Regions from separate parts of the Mus musculus genome. Here region 2 is linked to region 1. The links are chromatin loops, found by intact Hi-C in ENCODE. Cell type or tissue: left cerebral cortex. All regions are shown on one strand.

Region 1 (8,000 bases):
AAGTAAAATAAACCTTTTTAAAAACACTGCAGTTCATGACATGTGGTAGTTTTGACTCCGAGTGAGGTGTTTTGGGAAGCCCAGATGTTCTTGAGGTGACAGCAATGGGCAGTTCACAGCGTGCATACTGTGTGCATGTGCACTGAATGCGTATTGTGCGTTTAGAACCAAGGCTGCAGTGAACTCAAGGACACAGCATGGGCGAGCACTGCCAGAGACACCTCAGGCTCAGCATGTATTTGAATCCAGTTTTGCTCGCTGAACATTTGAGAATCTGTCACCAAATTTCCGCAGCCCCTACATTTAGTTATTAGACCCTCAACAATGATGTGAACCACAGCTTCAAGAACTGGACAGAGGAGTGGGGAGCCAAGGCCATGTTTGTGGGGGTTCTTCTGAAGCCTCGGGTAGAAGGAAGTGCTCCCAGGCCCATGAAGCAGAAGGAAGTGCTCCCAGGCCTGTGGGGCAGTATGAGCCTACATTTGGATATGAGCTTATTATGAATTATCTGTGTGACCAGAGACACAATACCTAATCCTGGTGCTTGTAACTTCCCATTGAATCAAGGTATGTATTGGAAAGTTTACCAGGTTATTTTAAGAATATCACAGTGCTTGGTATATGGAACATACTAAAAATGACAAGCACAGTCACTTGCTAATAGAGAGCAATGAGGATTCTGTAGCCTTCAGAGAGAGAGCCTCTCCCTTTTTGCCCAACCAGCTAGCACTGGTAGGTTGTTTCTTAATAGCAAACATGAAGTCATGATATGGTTCTGAAGGCGCTGAGGACTTCCAGCCCCTCAACTAGCTGGGACTAGTTCTAGTGATGTCAAGCCTCACCAGAAAGCAGGCTTACCTCTCTGACCCACTGCCTGACCTGTGCGTCCCCATGTATGTGTCAAGAGTGTTAGGCATGCTCAACAGGCAAACAGACTCAGAAACAGGAGGATGTAGTGGGTTGGCCTAATGCTGCTTGTATTCTAATGCTAATTGCCCCCCCCAAGCTGTTTGCCCCAAAGATGAGAGAGTCTGCACTGAGGGACCCTGCCCTCAGTTAATTCTGATTGGTAAATAAAGATGCCAGCAGCTCCAATAGCTGGGGAGGAGATGCATAGGTGGGGTTTAGGTTTCCCTAGGCTAGAGACCACAAGGAGGAGAAGCAGAAAGGAGTCGCTAGGGAAGAGAGGAACGTGCAGGAGGGAGGAGAGCCATAGTGTGGTAGCTGAGCCATACAAACGTGGCCATGCCAGCTGGCCAAGGCCAACTGGACTTAAGAGCAGCCCAGGCGGAACACAGAACTTAGTTAAGTAGTAAATCGGAGTTATTGGTGGGAAAGAGGATTCTAAGGACGCGGAGGGTAGACAGTTGTCCAGCTATTGCGGTGCCTAAGGCATATCAAAGGAAGAAACAATGGCCACAGCTTTAAGTGTTTTACGTAACCATTGTTTTAAAGAGATATTAATCTCCATAGAAGGGAGTAATAAATAAAAATTGCTTTAATCGTTTGAAGGATAGAAATGAGAAATAATGATAATTGCTTTACATGTTTTTAAGTGTACATGCATGAATAAATAAATCCAGGCCTTTTATCTCAAATGTATGAAACAAAGATATGGACATAGATAAAGAGACACTCAATCTCAATAAATAATCGTTGTTTTAAATTGTTTTAATTGTTTTGAGTTGTTTTAATTATCAAAATTAAGGTGGTTGTAAGCTCTGTGGTATTAATGGTGTTACCGATTCTCTGGAAGAGGAGTCAAAGCAAGCCAGGCCTAACCAAAAACGAGGCTGCTAAGTTAAACCAACCTAAATTTTTGATTATATCGGGTTGCTAGATCAAGGACATGCTATTTTGAGAGCAAGGCTCTACTTTTTGTGTCAACAGGAAAGATGAAAAGGTTTTGGATCCCTTCCAAAGTAATATGAATTAGACATGATAAGGGAAGACCCCATGGAGATCTTGGCTACAGACGGGAAGGAAAAAAAAATCAAGAAGACCAAACAGGATAGATAACATGATTTCTGATTGCTCTACATGGGAGCAGCCCTGAAACTGACTGAGACATAAAAATGTCTCTAGCCAAAACTTCAGTTATACATAACCTATAAATCTTGTTGGTTACAAATTCCTCACAATTCCTCATGTCATCCTTTCAAATGGCACGAATGAAGATTTACTACAATTTGGTTATTGATCAAAGTAACTCATAAAACAGGCAGTTGTCTGTCACCTGCTCAAACAGGAGCAAAATCCATCTTTAACTGATCTCTGCACCTTGCACATTCCATATAAATATCTTTATTGAACTAAATATTGGTTGTAAGGTTCATGTGTTACAGAATGAAACACCAAAAGTGCAGCTCTGACAGGCCTCACCCTTAGGGACGCTGAGGTGACCTGCTGCTGTTCCAGCCCCTACCTTACCCTGCCTCAGAGACTTGCTCACAGAACAGCTTCAGGAATGGCTGCTAATCCCAATGACCTCAGTTCATCCAGCCTTTGGGATGGTTCCAGTCAGGACTTCAGTTAAGCCCTGAAACAGCAGGAGGAAGCTGAGAAACTCCCCCCTAGGCTGCTCCTTTAATGGGTTTTCTTCCTTTTACCACTGAAGAACCAGCGTTTCCAGGGTTAACATAGACCTTGGACAGGCATATATCCCCAGCTTCTCCACAGGTCAACATAATGTTCTGATGATGTTTTCAAGGTTAGCTGCTCAGATTTTTATAAGAAAGGAAGCCATGTTTTATCCATCTGTACTGCCTTCCAATTATTTATCACTATAGGATTTGTAACAATAGGAACTTAATTGACTTCTTTTTTCATGGCATGCCATTTTTTAAGATTTGCCACCCCCCCACACACACACATATTATCTCATCTAATATTCCAAAACCCTATGTGCTCTCTCGTTCTCTCTCATCAGCTGAGGAGACTGGAATAGATGTATAACTGAGTCTAAATTTGCCAAGTATGTGCTAAACAGGCACTGAGTGATATAAAGGGGAAACAGGTGATAGTTTTTCCTCTTCTGGAAACTTAAAGACTTGCATGGATGCTTGAAATATAAAGCAGTTAAGAAGCCACGTGGGCTAGGCGTGGTGGCGCTCGCCTTTAATCCCAGCACTCGGGAGGCAGAGGCAGGCAGATTTCTGAGTTCAAGGCCAGCCTCGTCTACAAAGTGAGTTCCAGGACAGCCAGGGCTATACAGAGAAACCCTGTCTCAAAAAACCAAAAAGAAGAAGAAGAAGAAGAAGAAGAAGAAGAAGAAGAAGAGGAGGAGGAGGAGGAGGAGGAGGAGGAGGAGGAGGAGGAGGAGGAGGAGGAGGAGGAGGAGGAGGAGGAAGAGGAGGAGGAGGAGGAGGAGGAGGAGAAGGAGGAGGAAGCAGCAGCCACCACATGGTATAGCATGAAGCTAAATATTAAAAGACTCAGGGTGGTCTGAACCAGCTAAAGAGTAACTTGTAAGATAAAATGGGTTTGTAGACTTGTGGTCAGAATGCTGTGTGGTGAACCAGCATATGTGAGCTTGGCGAGCAGAGAACTGGGCAGCATCCACATCGCAGAACACAGTGGTGGACTGTGAGGTCCCTTGAGCAGGCTAAGGGGCTGAGATTCTGATCTATGCAAATGGCAACACAGCCAGCCAGGGGACAACACATATGAGGGTGGGACATTTTAAGGGAAGAGATGATAGAACTTCTTGATTGGCTGCAAGTGATGAGGGAGAAAATGGGACAGAAGGAATTCATCCCTTAATTAGTGATGAATGGGGGTGGGCCCAGCCCACTGTGGGCAGTGTCATCCCTTAGGCTGGTGGTTCTGGGTTCTATAAGAAAGCAAACTGAGCAAGCCATGGAGAGCAAGCCAGTAAGCAGCACTCTTTCATGGCTCCTGCCTCACGGTTCCTGTCCTGTTTGAATTCCTGTCCTGATTTACTTCAATAATGAACTCTGATGTGGAAGTGTAAACGACATAAACCCTTTCTTCCCCCAAGTTGCTTTGGTTATGGTGTTTCATTACTGCAACAGAAACCCTACCTAAGACATACTAGAAAAACAGAAAATTCACATAATTAGCTCAGTGTTGGAAGAACGTTATTTCAGGCAACCTGAATCCATGTCCCCGGGCTGTGTCACCGTATTTGGTTGGAGAACAAGCTCTCCCTTGTTCCCTTTGATGTAGAGATAAGAGATGTGTTTTTTGCATTAACACAGAAGATATACAAGAGGTATACTTGGCTAGGTTCTAACAAGACAGGCACAGCCAAGCAGTTAGGATAACATGATCTTGTGCCTGGGAAGGGAAGAATTCAGTTCAAGTTAGTTGACCTGTGTGTCTGCTCTGAGACCCTGTGAGCTACTAGGTCAACGGTGGCAGAAAACGTGGTGTTAGCCTCAGGGAGCTAAAGGCTGGTGATACACACATCCACTAGAAGTGATTACAAAACCTGACACACAGTGCTTAGCACATGTGTGGGGCACAGAGAAGATGATAGTCGCTGACTCTCGGGGCAGGTAGCTGAGAGGCACAGCCGTGGTGGAAAGATGGAAGCCATGACTCAAAGTTTGGAGGAAAAGGCCTGATATGTCAGGGCTTAAGGTTATGGAAGGCTGGAGAGATGGCTCAGGGGTTAAGAGCACTTGTTGCAAAGGACTTGGGCTTGGTTTCTAGCACCCACATGGTGGCTCATAACCATCTGTGACTCCAGTTCAAAAGATCCAGTGCCCTCTTCTGGCCTCCACAGGTACTGCATGCACATGACAGTTGTCACTGCCATATGCATAAGCTATACTAAATAAATCTTACCCTCACCTCCGCCAAAGGATTTGTCTTTTAAGAAAAGAAGGTGATCTCTGGTCAGTCAAGGGAGGACTGAGGAAGGGAACTCAAGGTCTTCAGAGCACTGATCTATCAAAGGGAACCCGAGATTTACAATAGGGAAAAACAGGAGTGAGGGATGGTTATGCTTGGCCTACTTAGAGAAGAGAAAATCAGACCTCCTGGGGTACAGTCCTTGGAGCCTTTTGCTCAGTGAGACTGGCTCAGATCTGCGCTCAGGAATTCTGCCCTTTCAAACTCGGCTTCTTCGGTCTGACTAAAATAGCTCGCTTGTTGGGTCTCTGCCAGCTATCACAAGCTTCTTTGACCCATCTTCCAGACAGCTGTTGGGTGCTTTGCTCGTAGGCACATCTGATGTCACTGGCCGGCCTAAGATTCCACAGTAGCCTCCCGCCGTCTGCTGGGATGCCCCTGCTTTTCAGCATTGCCCACCCCACCCATGTGGCACTGCCAGAGGCAGATGTTTAGGGATAAAGCTAGGCTGGAATCCCTTGCTTCCACGGGGAGGGTCTTATTCACGTTATAAACCCTAGCTTCTTCCCTACCTTCCTTTTGTCATTCCCCTCCCACCCACCCTCCTTCCCCACCTTCCCCACTTCCCATCCCCACCCCCTCTCCACACCATCTTTCTCTCTCCAGTCAGGACTTCTCTGAACACATAGTTTAGAAGGTTCCCACCAAAATGTCTGTTCTTCAGCACCTGCTTCGGGGCAAGGCTACCCTCCCCTTCCTATGCGCCCTCCCCATCCCTCTCCAAATTTGGCTGTTTTGACGCTATCCTGCCCCTGCCAATTTCCCCTATATCTTTCCACATGTCTGTTCCTCTGCCCTGGGACCTGCCTTTTCCAGGTATTTCCAACAGACAAGCAGTGCCTCAGAAACCTTGTCAGACTAACCCAGAACAGGACGTCACGGCTGCCCCTCAGAACTGAAGCCCTATCGCTGTAAATGGTTGTTAGCACGTGCCGCTGTAACAACGCGTTTAAAATATGTTTCCTTAGAGATGATGACATGTTGATATTAGGATAAACTACGTGAAACTGCCAATGTTTGACCATCTTCCGTATATAAAAAGAGTAATTTCATGTGGTCTATCTTGTAGATTTTAACCGGGTCAATCTGACCTCCAGGTCAGTACGGTTTCCTACAGAGAGCAGCAGCAGGATTGGAGTAGCTGAGGGGAACAAAAGGCAAGAAAGAGCCTGGGGAGAGGGAAGGCCAGGCCCACACAGCTTCACAGTAAGGCAAGCTGGCTAGAGCTGGAAAGGATGCGCTCAGAGCGGCCAGCCTATGCCCCCACCCCCATTTCCTCCCACCCCCACCCCGCATGGCTCACTGCTCTTTGTATGAAGAGAAGGTCGTGGTTATTTAATTTCTTTAGCTTTTCCTGTAGACTTCATTTTAGCATTTATAAACAAAATCATCCACACATTTTTTTTTTCTCTTTCAATTAAAAGTAATCCAAGGGAAGGGACTTAATTTGTTTTTGTTTTTCTTATTTGGTCTTTGAGGTGGAGTTTCCTTTGCCCTGAATGAAATGTCACTTGCTGTGTAGACCAGAGGCTGATCGGCCTGGAACTTGTTGCCTCTGCCTCTCAAGTGCTGATATTTCAGGTGTACACTGCTATGCCTCAGAATTTTCTTAGAGATAGGTGGGAAGAAAGAGGCAGGGTGGGCAGAGCTGATCTCATGAATAGAGATTGCTCTTCATTTATTTTACAAGATCCTATTTTGGGTAACAGCAGCTTTCATGTGAAACTCCTTGCCCAATGATTTGAAAAGGAGGAAATTGTTTTTATGTTTTGGAATAGTGCTTAATTGCCAGGAACATGAATTTAAAAACAACAAAAAAAAAAAAAAAAAAAAAAAAACCAACAATGGAGGCATTGCTATTGAAGCCTAAAAAGAAAGCTTGTAGCTCCATTACTGCAGTCCAAGGCAAAGGCAAAATTAATACAATTTACAAAAAAAGTTATTATCAAAGGGGAAATGCCCCCCCCGCCCCCGTCAGATTTGTAGATCTAATTTAGCTAAAAATCAGTTTGGTATAAATGCTCCCAATTCACAAGGGCCACAGCAGACATCCTCCATCAACTCTGCAAAGCCACGCTGCACATTGACTGGGGATTGATTGACTTTTAATTGATCACTTAGAGCAGCGGCTCTCAACTCTCCTCACGCTGCACCCCTTTAATGCATCCCTCATGCTCTGCTGGCCCCAACTATCACATTTCTGTTGCTGCCGTATAACTGTAGCGTGGCTGCCATTGTGACTCATAGTGTAAATATCTGTGCTCGCTGATGGTCTTAGGCGACCCCTGTGAAAGGGTCAGAGGTTATGACCCTTTCACGGGTCTAGAGCATGAGAGGAGAGAGCACAAATCTAAGGTGGGGATCTACAGTTATAGCTCAGAATATCTCTAGGGAAACAGAGCCATCTCAAAGCAGCTGTTTTAGCCACCGCATTGTGTGACACAAAGGAGAATGGTGAAAGGCTGGTGACCTCCACCCAATCCCACGCACAGGACTTCCATTGTCCCTGGTCATTTCTAAACTTTCTTTTGGCCATCCTGCTGACCATCCAGGCTGCCCACCGTCCATTGTCTCTTCAGACACACACATCCAGAGAACATTCCGCCAATAGCTCCACCTATAACACCATCCCTGCTGTCTCCCACTTGGTCTCAAAAGTGTCTTCCTGTCACTGGGAGCCCCCAAACATACTTGAGTGTAGTAATAACCAAGGCTGAGCGAGATGGATGCTGCCTTCACATGGAACTGAGGCTGAAGAACCACAGAGCTCATCCTATGAGGAAGTGTATTCTCTGTCTCTAACCATCAACCTTGTCCTATCTATTCCTTTGTCTGCTTCCATTAAAGATGTATAACCCTAACCAAAATCTAATCTAGGATAGGAGACAAGATCTAAACACTCTGACGACCATAAGTAGTGAGTTCAGGGAGCTGGTGGACAACTCTCTCCATGGATGGCTAGATCCTGAACCTCAGTCATACATGCAATGTCTTGGAACGTGCACTCCCACTGAAACCAAACAAAGAGGCTTGGTGTGCAGTGAACGGAGTCCTAAATTGGGCCTTGGAGTACAGGGGCTCTCGTGTCTTATCTGCTATTGAGTAGCCAAGCAGCCCTGGAC
Region 2 (8,000 bases), 160 kb before region 1:
TAAATTCAGGAAGGAGGAGGGGCAATTTTGTAGAACTTTTGTTTAGTTAGTGAGAGAGAGAGAGAGAGAGAGAGTGAGTGCTTTCTTGTGGGCTTCACCCCACATGTCCAGGCAGCAATTCTGTGCAAGCGAGGAAGAAGAGCACCTGTCCCAGGTGGACAAACTGCTCAGCGTACCTCATGAAGCAAGCAGTGCACTGGACAGACATCCATCTGTCTCCACACTGCCATAACCGTAGCCTACACTGAGGGGGTGCGGGCTGACCTCAGAGACATTCCCCTTTGTGACATGCCTTTTGTGATCCGTGCAGCCTGCTTAGGCAGAACAACCGAAGGAAGAGCTATGAGAAAACATCAAGGAGGTCCTAACCGTCTCAGACCGAGGAGGGAATCCCACACCACCACCCCCTTTGTTTCTTGGAGACGGACAGACAGTCGCATTTCCTACTGGCTTCTGTGCTGAGGTTCCCACCAGTCCAGCATCAGCCAGCATAAGGGTTAAACGCTTTAGAATTCTCATTCACTGAAGGCTGGTTCTTGTTGCCTAGTGACTGCTGCGCGGCTCCCTGCTGTCATTCACCTTGTCTCCAGAGTTATCCTCTCCTCTCATAAAGGAGGTTATGATTGGACAAAGGTGACATCATAGCAGAAGAAATGCATTGCTTTGTCAAGACAACCCCAATCAGATGACCCACGAGCTGGTGGCAGCACGTTCAGATTCCTTTGTTTTAGTGTCTTTCACACTGAGCTAACACACGCTTGGGCATTCTCCTCTCAAATGGACATTTCTCGGAGTGTTAGTGTTGTAGGTGTTGCTGATGGATTTTTGCCCATAAAAATATTCCTTAAGATCATGTGGATTCTCTTTACACCCATTTAATCAATGCTAGTAGCCCAGCCAACACGGTCCCTGCCAAGGCCTTGGCCAGCACTCGGGGAGCTGCAGATCACAGGCAGCAAATGACTGCCTGCAGCTCATTATCGCAGCCCTGGGGCGCAGCGCAGAGTCCTGTGAGAGGCAGCTCTCCTCGGTGCTTATGTGAGAAGTGTCTAAAGTGCTTCCGAAGCATCCACCTCAAGGCTGGCTTCAGAATACAGCTCAGGGCACACACAGGAGGCATCTAAGGAGGAACGCCAGGGAAAAATAGTGATTAAAGTGAAAGACCTACCTACTTCTAAAACCAAGCAGTTGGACACATCTCACACTGTTTAGATAAGAAACACAGCTCTTTGATTACTTCTGCATATGACATCTCGAATGTTGGTGCTGCTCTGAGAACCGAGCCTTACACTCCTTATTTTATTCTGCAACTCACACCAGGTACACCAAACACACGCGTATTTCAGCTACTGAAGACACTGTGCGATTGCAGGGTTTCTTGCAGCCTCATTGTGCTTGGCTGCTGAATTAAGTCCTAAGTTAAACGCTCTCTCTTCTTGGTAAATATTTAGTATACAGCATTGTCACTGCTGGTATAATTGGATAATTGCTTCCAATTAATGCTCTATTTCAGAAGCGACAACTCCATAGGAAGCTTAGTTGAGCTGTAACAAAGGCAGACCCCCATGGGAAACTGAAGAGAACAAATTCCGTTTTGTAAGCAACTAGAGAGACAGAGACAGAGACACGGGGCGGAGGGGTGGGGGTGGGTATGATATATTCTCTACAGTCCCGATTATAACATCCACGAATAATGAAGTGCATGTTGTCGGTTGAAACCCGAGAGGACGACACTCCGCTCTACCCAAAGCTGGCTGTAAGTAGCTGAACATCACTATTTCTTGCTTGAATAACCAGCTTGTTCTTAATGAGAATTAAAGCTAGTCCTGAGGACATTCATCTAAAACCAGGGAAAGAGCATTTACACAGAAGCCAGGACACAGGAATATACTTAGAATTATCAAGCATTTTTAGGAAAAAAATTCATAAAATTTCCTTTAAAAATCAGATCGCAGGTAGCTGTGCTGCATTCCTTTTATCTCAGTGCTCTGAAGGCAGAGGCAGGAGGATCTCTGTGAGTTAGAGGCCAGCCTGGTCTACAGAGTGGGTTCCAAGACAGCGAGGACTACACAGAAACATTAGGTCTTGAAAAACCAAACCAGACCAAACCAAAAAACGATCAAACAATAGAACGACCCAAACAACCCTCCCTAACCCTCAAAAAGTCATTCAGATTGGGAGATGGAGAGAGGTCTTGGCAGTTAACACCACCTACTGCTGTCTGAGGTCCCTGGTTTACTTGCCAGCTCCTAGCTCACAAAACACCAGGTAACTCATTCCAAGGGTCCAAAGCCCTCTCCTGCCCTGCAGTGAGCAGCCATATGCACATCTGTGTAGAGAAGAATACACATACAGAAATAACAAGTCTTAGAAAAAATGAAGACAGGGACTGGAAAGATGGCGCAGAGGTTAAGAACACCTGCTCTCTCCCAGAAGACGAGGCTTCAGTTCCCAGGACCAGAGAGAGGAAGTGGCTCACAACCATCCTTACCTCCCATGCTAAGGCATCTATCTGACCCTCTTTGGATCCCCACGCACCAGGAATGCTTGTGGTATACTGTGGGAAAACTGATAACATACGCTTAAGTCCACTATGACTGGATAGCCTTTGAGCTTGGTGAAATATGGGAGACTCCCTTCCGGTCAGCAGGGCTTCTCCTTCTCTGACCTTGTCCAGGGAATTCTAAGCCCCTACACTAGCCTCTACCTGAGGAATGTCACGTTGCCTCAATTAGTTTATGAGATCAATTTCCTTTCTCCTGACAAAACCTGTTCATCGAGCCCCTGAGATTCCCTCAATTGCTTCCCCATGCTGAAGAGGTATTCCAGGTACCCTAAGCCCCCAGCCAACAAGTGACCTTTGTCCATCCTGGATGTCCCTACCCTCAGTCCCCCAAAACCTTATGAGCCTTCAATCACCCTAAGTAAAGTTGATCTGCCTCCTGACAAGCAGTCGCAGTGTGGTCATTCTGACAAGGGGTCCCAAGTATGGCCATTTCCCATACGTACTCGCAGGGTTTCCAAACCTATCCCTATCCCTACCTACCTCACTGTTTCTGCTCCCCTTGCCTTTGAGGACTGAATTGGTAGACCATCCACCAGCGTGAGGAGGCCCACAGTGTACATTCATACAAACACTCATACACTTAACATAAAATCAACCTTTAAAAAAGAGCGTAGAAGGGCTGGAGAGATGGCTCAGCAGCTGAGTGTGTACTTCCACAGGATGTGAGTTCTAGTCTTCATGGCCACATGGCAAGTTTGTAACTCCAATGGTTTGAAGCCCTCTTCTGGCTTCCTTGGGCAATGCATGCATGTGGTGCATAGATGTACATGCATGCAAAACATCCATACATACAAAATATTTTTTTAAAAAATGCTAAAAATAGGGAACAGAGCAGAATTCCAGACAGCTTTCTTCTTTCTGTACATTTTGTTCTTTCACCCTCCTGTGACCCTCAGACAGACCCTGGCCCTAGACAACTGCCTTTCTGGTTTCTGTTTCAACGTGGCCCGACTTCACATTGTCCCGTGTCCTACCTTTTAAGGACGAATGTTCTGCTGTGCATCTCCCCTTTTCCCTTTACTCACCTTCTGATGGACGACGTGCTGTCATCTAGACGTGGTTCTGTTGAGTAGTGTCACCGTCAATGTTGCCAGGGTTTTAGGGCAGAAGCCCTGGTTTTGCAAGTCTCAACAGATGACCCTTACCTACATCAGACATTAAAGGCACAATGTGGTCAGATTAGGAAAAAACAGGGAAATGGGTTTAGTGACACCCTCCCAAGTCTGTCTTCAAGCTGCTGACGTTGAGATCTTACAGAACGAGAAGTGAAGGGAGCTGGAGCAGGTACTCCGCGGGAGTGTGTGATTTTGCTCAGCGAGTGATCGATCACTCATCTTGGTCTACTTCTGCAAGGGGAATCTGTCAAAGTCGGTATTACTGTCATCACTGAGAACAAGCTGGTTCCTATGGGATAGAAAGTCTTGCTCTGCGGAAAAGCATCGCTGTGATTCCTGTCATCTTGTTAGGCTTGCCAGGAAGCTGAAGAGCAACTCAGCTCTTTCATAAAGGAAAGCGGGCAGTAATAGAAGACTCAGAGTGGCCAAACGGCGTTGATCAGGCTAGCGAAGGGTGCCTTCCATCCTTCCACACTCTTGAGTATGTGCCACAGGGCTCGAACTGGATCACATAATAACCTTATTTTTATTTTCTTGAGTCATGTTCACATTGCTTTTCAAAGTAACCATTTGTAATTATTCAAGACCTCTAGTTCTCCTACATCCTCATACAAATGCCAACAATCTCACTCTCACTCACGTGTACACACACACACACACACACACACACACACACACAAAGTAACAAAACTTCAGCCTAGAGGAACGGCGATAGCCCGTAAGCCAAGCTTTGACGTGGCTGCTGCAGGAAGATTTGGAGTTCGTCAGTCGCTAGGGCTACATAGTGGGACCCTGACACAAAAAACAAATAAATAAGCTAGGGGTTCACCATCTGCTCATCTGGCAAAAGCACTTGCCACAAACTGAGATCCATCCCCCAAAGCCACGGTGAAATGAGAAAACCAACTCCCCAAAGCTGTCCTAATTTTTACACTCACCGGCGTGTGAATGCATGCACACACACAAACTACTTAAAGGTCAAAATATATAACACTTAAAAACTCACAAATAACAAAGCACAAAGTGTTATAAAACGACATTTATTCTGCAACTTTATCATAATGAATTGCATCTCTTTGGTAAAAATAAACTTTATAAACATTTTAATAGTCAGAGATTAGATACAAAAACTAAATGTTTGTAAGTTGCTTCTGCTATAAGCAAGGCTGGCAACTGAGAAGTGGTTCACTTGTGGCTGGTCATCTATTGGCAGTTAAACTCAGAAGATTTTATGCTACATCAGAAAAAAAACAATTTAATAACAAATTTCTTCAATCAAAAGGTATTCTTATACTTTAGTTTAAAAATAAATAATAGGTACAATGAATTGGCAATTTTACATTTTATACACTATATGATGGCAACATAATACTTTAAAATTAAGCACTCTGTTTAATAAAAAAGTACAACAATTTTGAAAACAAGTTTGACAATGGCACTGGCAGTTAGATGCAAAGAATATTCTTGAAAAATGGCAGGGATAACATTAAAATATTCTATTTTGCCTTTCAATAAATATTTGACTACATCATTAACATACTGGAGTAAACTTTAATTAAAACTTAAACATTTCAAAATTAAAAAAAAATACCTACGACATACATGTAAACCTGAAAGCCTCAAAAGTCGCTTTATATAGTTTTCAAAAGGCATTAAGCTGCTGTCCATCTGGGACAACAGCCTAAGCTACTGAAAAGGCCTCCAGTCTACAAGACACAAGCATTCCCTCAACGCCTGCTCCAGCTTTGAACTACGCTAATGCTAACATGTATCTAACTGACCATCTAGTATGAACCCTTTACATAATGCCTCAGAAAGCACTGAGAACATATGCTCAACTTTACAATGTACAAAGGAATCCCAGTCAAGAGAAGTAGAGCTGGCTATGAGAGCAGAAAAGGCTCCAAGGAAAGGGGGTGACACACCCCTTGCTTTTCTACTGATCTAGGCAATGTTTCGTTCTAAATTTGAAAGCAAAAAAAAAAAAAAAAAAAAATCAACTATTTTAGTAATATATTGCACAAATTTCAAAGTCATACTCAAGAAACACTGATTCTCTTGGCAAAGTGGAAAATGAAGCTAACAGTGCTAAGTAGGACACAACTTCTTTTAGGCATCCCTTAGAAATGGAATTCGTTCCAACCAAATTCTTGTTTCGGTGTAAGGCAGAGTATACCTTAGCCAACACCAGCTTTAAATCACTGAGACCTGGGCTGTCCCTGGATTTCTAAGCCGTGTTTACTTCATACACAAAGCTTGTTATCTATTGGGAATTTCTAGCCCATACAATTCGTCGCCTGGATGGTTCCAAGCCAGGCTTCAATCTGAGCACACCAAACAGGAGCATAATCTGTCTCTAAGAACATCACAAGGGACCAGATCTCAAAGGCTCTCTCTCCCCTTGAAGGAGGATGCTTAGACACAGCAGCAAATGAAAAGTGAGAAATCGAATCCTTGTAAGAGAGCCAAGTGCAAGGTGTTAGAGAACACTGCTTATTAGTCTTGAGTGCACGGGCATGCATCATCCTTGCTAATGGCTGTTGCTTTAAGTAAGAGGCCATTTGAAGGAGGAGGGAAAGGAATTTAAGTTACTGCCTAAACACGAATTCTGGAGAGGTCTTTCTCTTGGAGCTGAGAACAACTCTTTCCTCCTACTTCAGACCATTTTCCTCCATTTGCAGAACAACATGCCCGCTGCACAGGGCCTTGAGAGACATACTGCTGGTGAAGCACGGAATGTGGTGACCCTGTGACAGGTCCACCCAGAAGGGCGTGGTGACCTGCTTCACAATTCCCTGCTATCCACTGAACTCTACCATCTCTTTAAGACTTGTACCACGATAAGACCACACTTCACACTTCTGCTTGGTGTTTTATTCACTGCAGTAAAAACTAACTTCATTTAACTGTTTTCTAGAAAGATGACATTTATGAATTAGAAAAATTCCAAATTCTTCATCCTGCATTATCAATAAAAGAAAAATGTCTATATTTTAGTAGCACCAATTCCATTAAGTCGGCTATCCAGATTTAATTACAACTAACATGGAAACGGGAGTATATCAATACTGTTATAGCTTAAGTGGTGTCAATTAAGAAACAGGGCTTCTGTTTTTCTTCTCATTTGACAGTATTGCCCAGAAAGAAATTAGAAGTAAAAATAAAAACATTTGTCTCTTTAAAAAAGTCCATAGTCATAAAAACATTTGAAAGCAGGAAACTAACCTGAGCCTATGTATGTTGCATATAGCAAGTGTATATATATCCATATAAATGAGAAAAATTCAAAGGTTGCTGTCTAGAATACAGGACGTATCATGAAATAAGACTAAACTTTCCCAAAGTTTCTCTCACCACTGTAAAAAAATATATATGTGAGTTATAGTATTAGTATCCCTGCTCTAAATACTATAATCAAACTGTAAGTGATATGAAAACTGACTTATATAAGCAGTTCCATTCAAATACTTAAAATATCTTAGCCAATGCACTTTTGAAATAGTAGTATAAAAAAATCTTTTAGCGTGGATTAATGGCACATACAGGTATTACATTGCCTTCTCAAAGAGTTTTGTGTAAGATCCAATTTTTACATATATTTTGAAATCCCTGAAGATATTTATCTCTGTATTTTCCTTAATGGGAACATTTAATAATGTTTTAAATCTAATTCATTACACATTTAATTTCAATTATACAAAGTTTGGAGAGTCTTGCCCTCGATGACTTTCCTTTACTTATGATGTCATAACACATCTTCATTACAGTACGCTGAGAAAACAAATGCAAGGATCTCTTTCGGTACAAGTGTGTCACGATGACTGTCATTCCATGACACGCTCTGGCTGTATCCTCTCATCAGACAATTCTTACTTAACTAAGACAGCTAGCAGCTAAAACTTAAACACTTGCAGAGTATTCTGGGAAAAGGTAAAGGCCCCAGTGAAGCTATGCATTAACTGCGAGGTAAAAACATTTCAAAGATAACTATTGCAGGAGGAATTAGTCTTAAGATGGCCACATCCCCAAATGGCCTTTCCTAATCCTTAGAGCAGTTATATTCTCTACAAACCAGAGAACCTTCTAGGCATCTAGGATCTTTCCAATTCAAAAGGCTATGCTCATGCTGTAACAAAGAGTAACCTGAAAACAAAGACAAAAGATCCCCATTCCACCCTTCTGCAGTGTGTCAGGAGAGAAGCATGTGAGAAAGATGCCAGTAACTAGTTAATAGCAGAATGGGAAGAAAAATGAAAAGTCCGAGTTACCAATTTTTTACCGATTAAAAAAAGGGACTTTTTTTCCTGTAAGTTTAAGAC

What was found. Hi-C counts contacts between places; a loop is a spot of excess contacts. Peaks named below come from ENCODE experiments on the same cell type or tissue, not always from the same donor. Only the 100,000 strongest peaks of a DNase experiment are listed, where the experiment ranks them.
Region 2: a loop joins it to region 1, with 1.9 times the contacts of the local background. A loop is called at or near these places in 2 of 42 quality-filtered maps.

The regions. Positions count from the first base shown.
Region 1 is chr17:88,327,068-88,335,067 of GRCm38, reverse strand. The region is part of intron 3 of Gm31615 (a long non-coding RNA gene); the gene reads left to right. Among named protein-coding and RNA genes, the nearest start is that of 1700116H05Rik, 23 kb to the right of the region's middle. In left cerebral cortex, a CTCF peak has its summit at 4,744 (motif pointing left); a DNase peak (open chromatin) is centred at 5,116; H3K27ac peaks cover 985 bases.
Region 2 is chr17:88,487,236-88,495,235 of GRCm38, reverse strand. It overlaps Foxn2 (forkhead box N2), which reads right to left. Exons shown (of 6, transcript NM_180974.5): 6 at 4,703-8,000. Among named protein-coding and RNA genes, the nearest start is that of Ppp1r21, 39 kb to the left of the region's middle. In left cerebral cortex, a CTCF peak has its summit at 3,306 (motif pointing left); DNase peaks (open chromatin) are centred at 618 and 911; H3K4me3 peaks cover 1,009 bases; H3K27ac peaks cover 1,235 bases.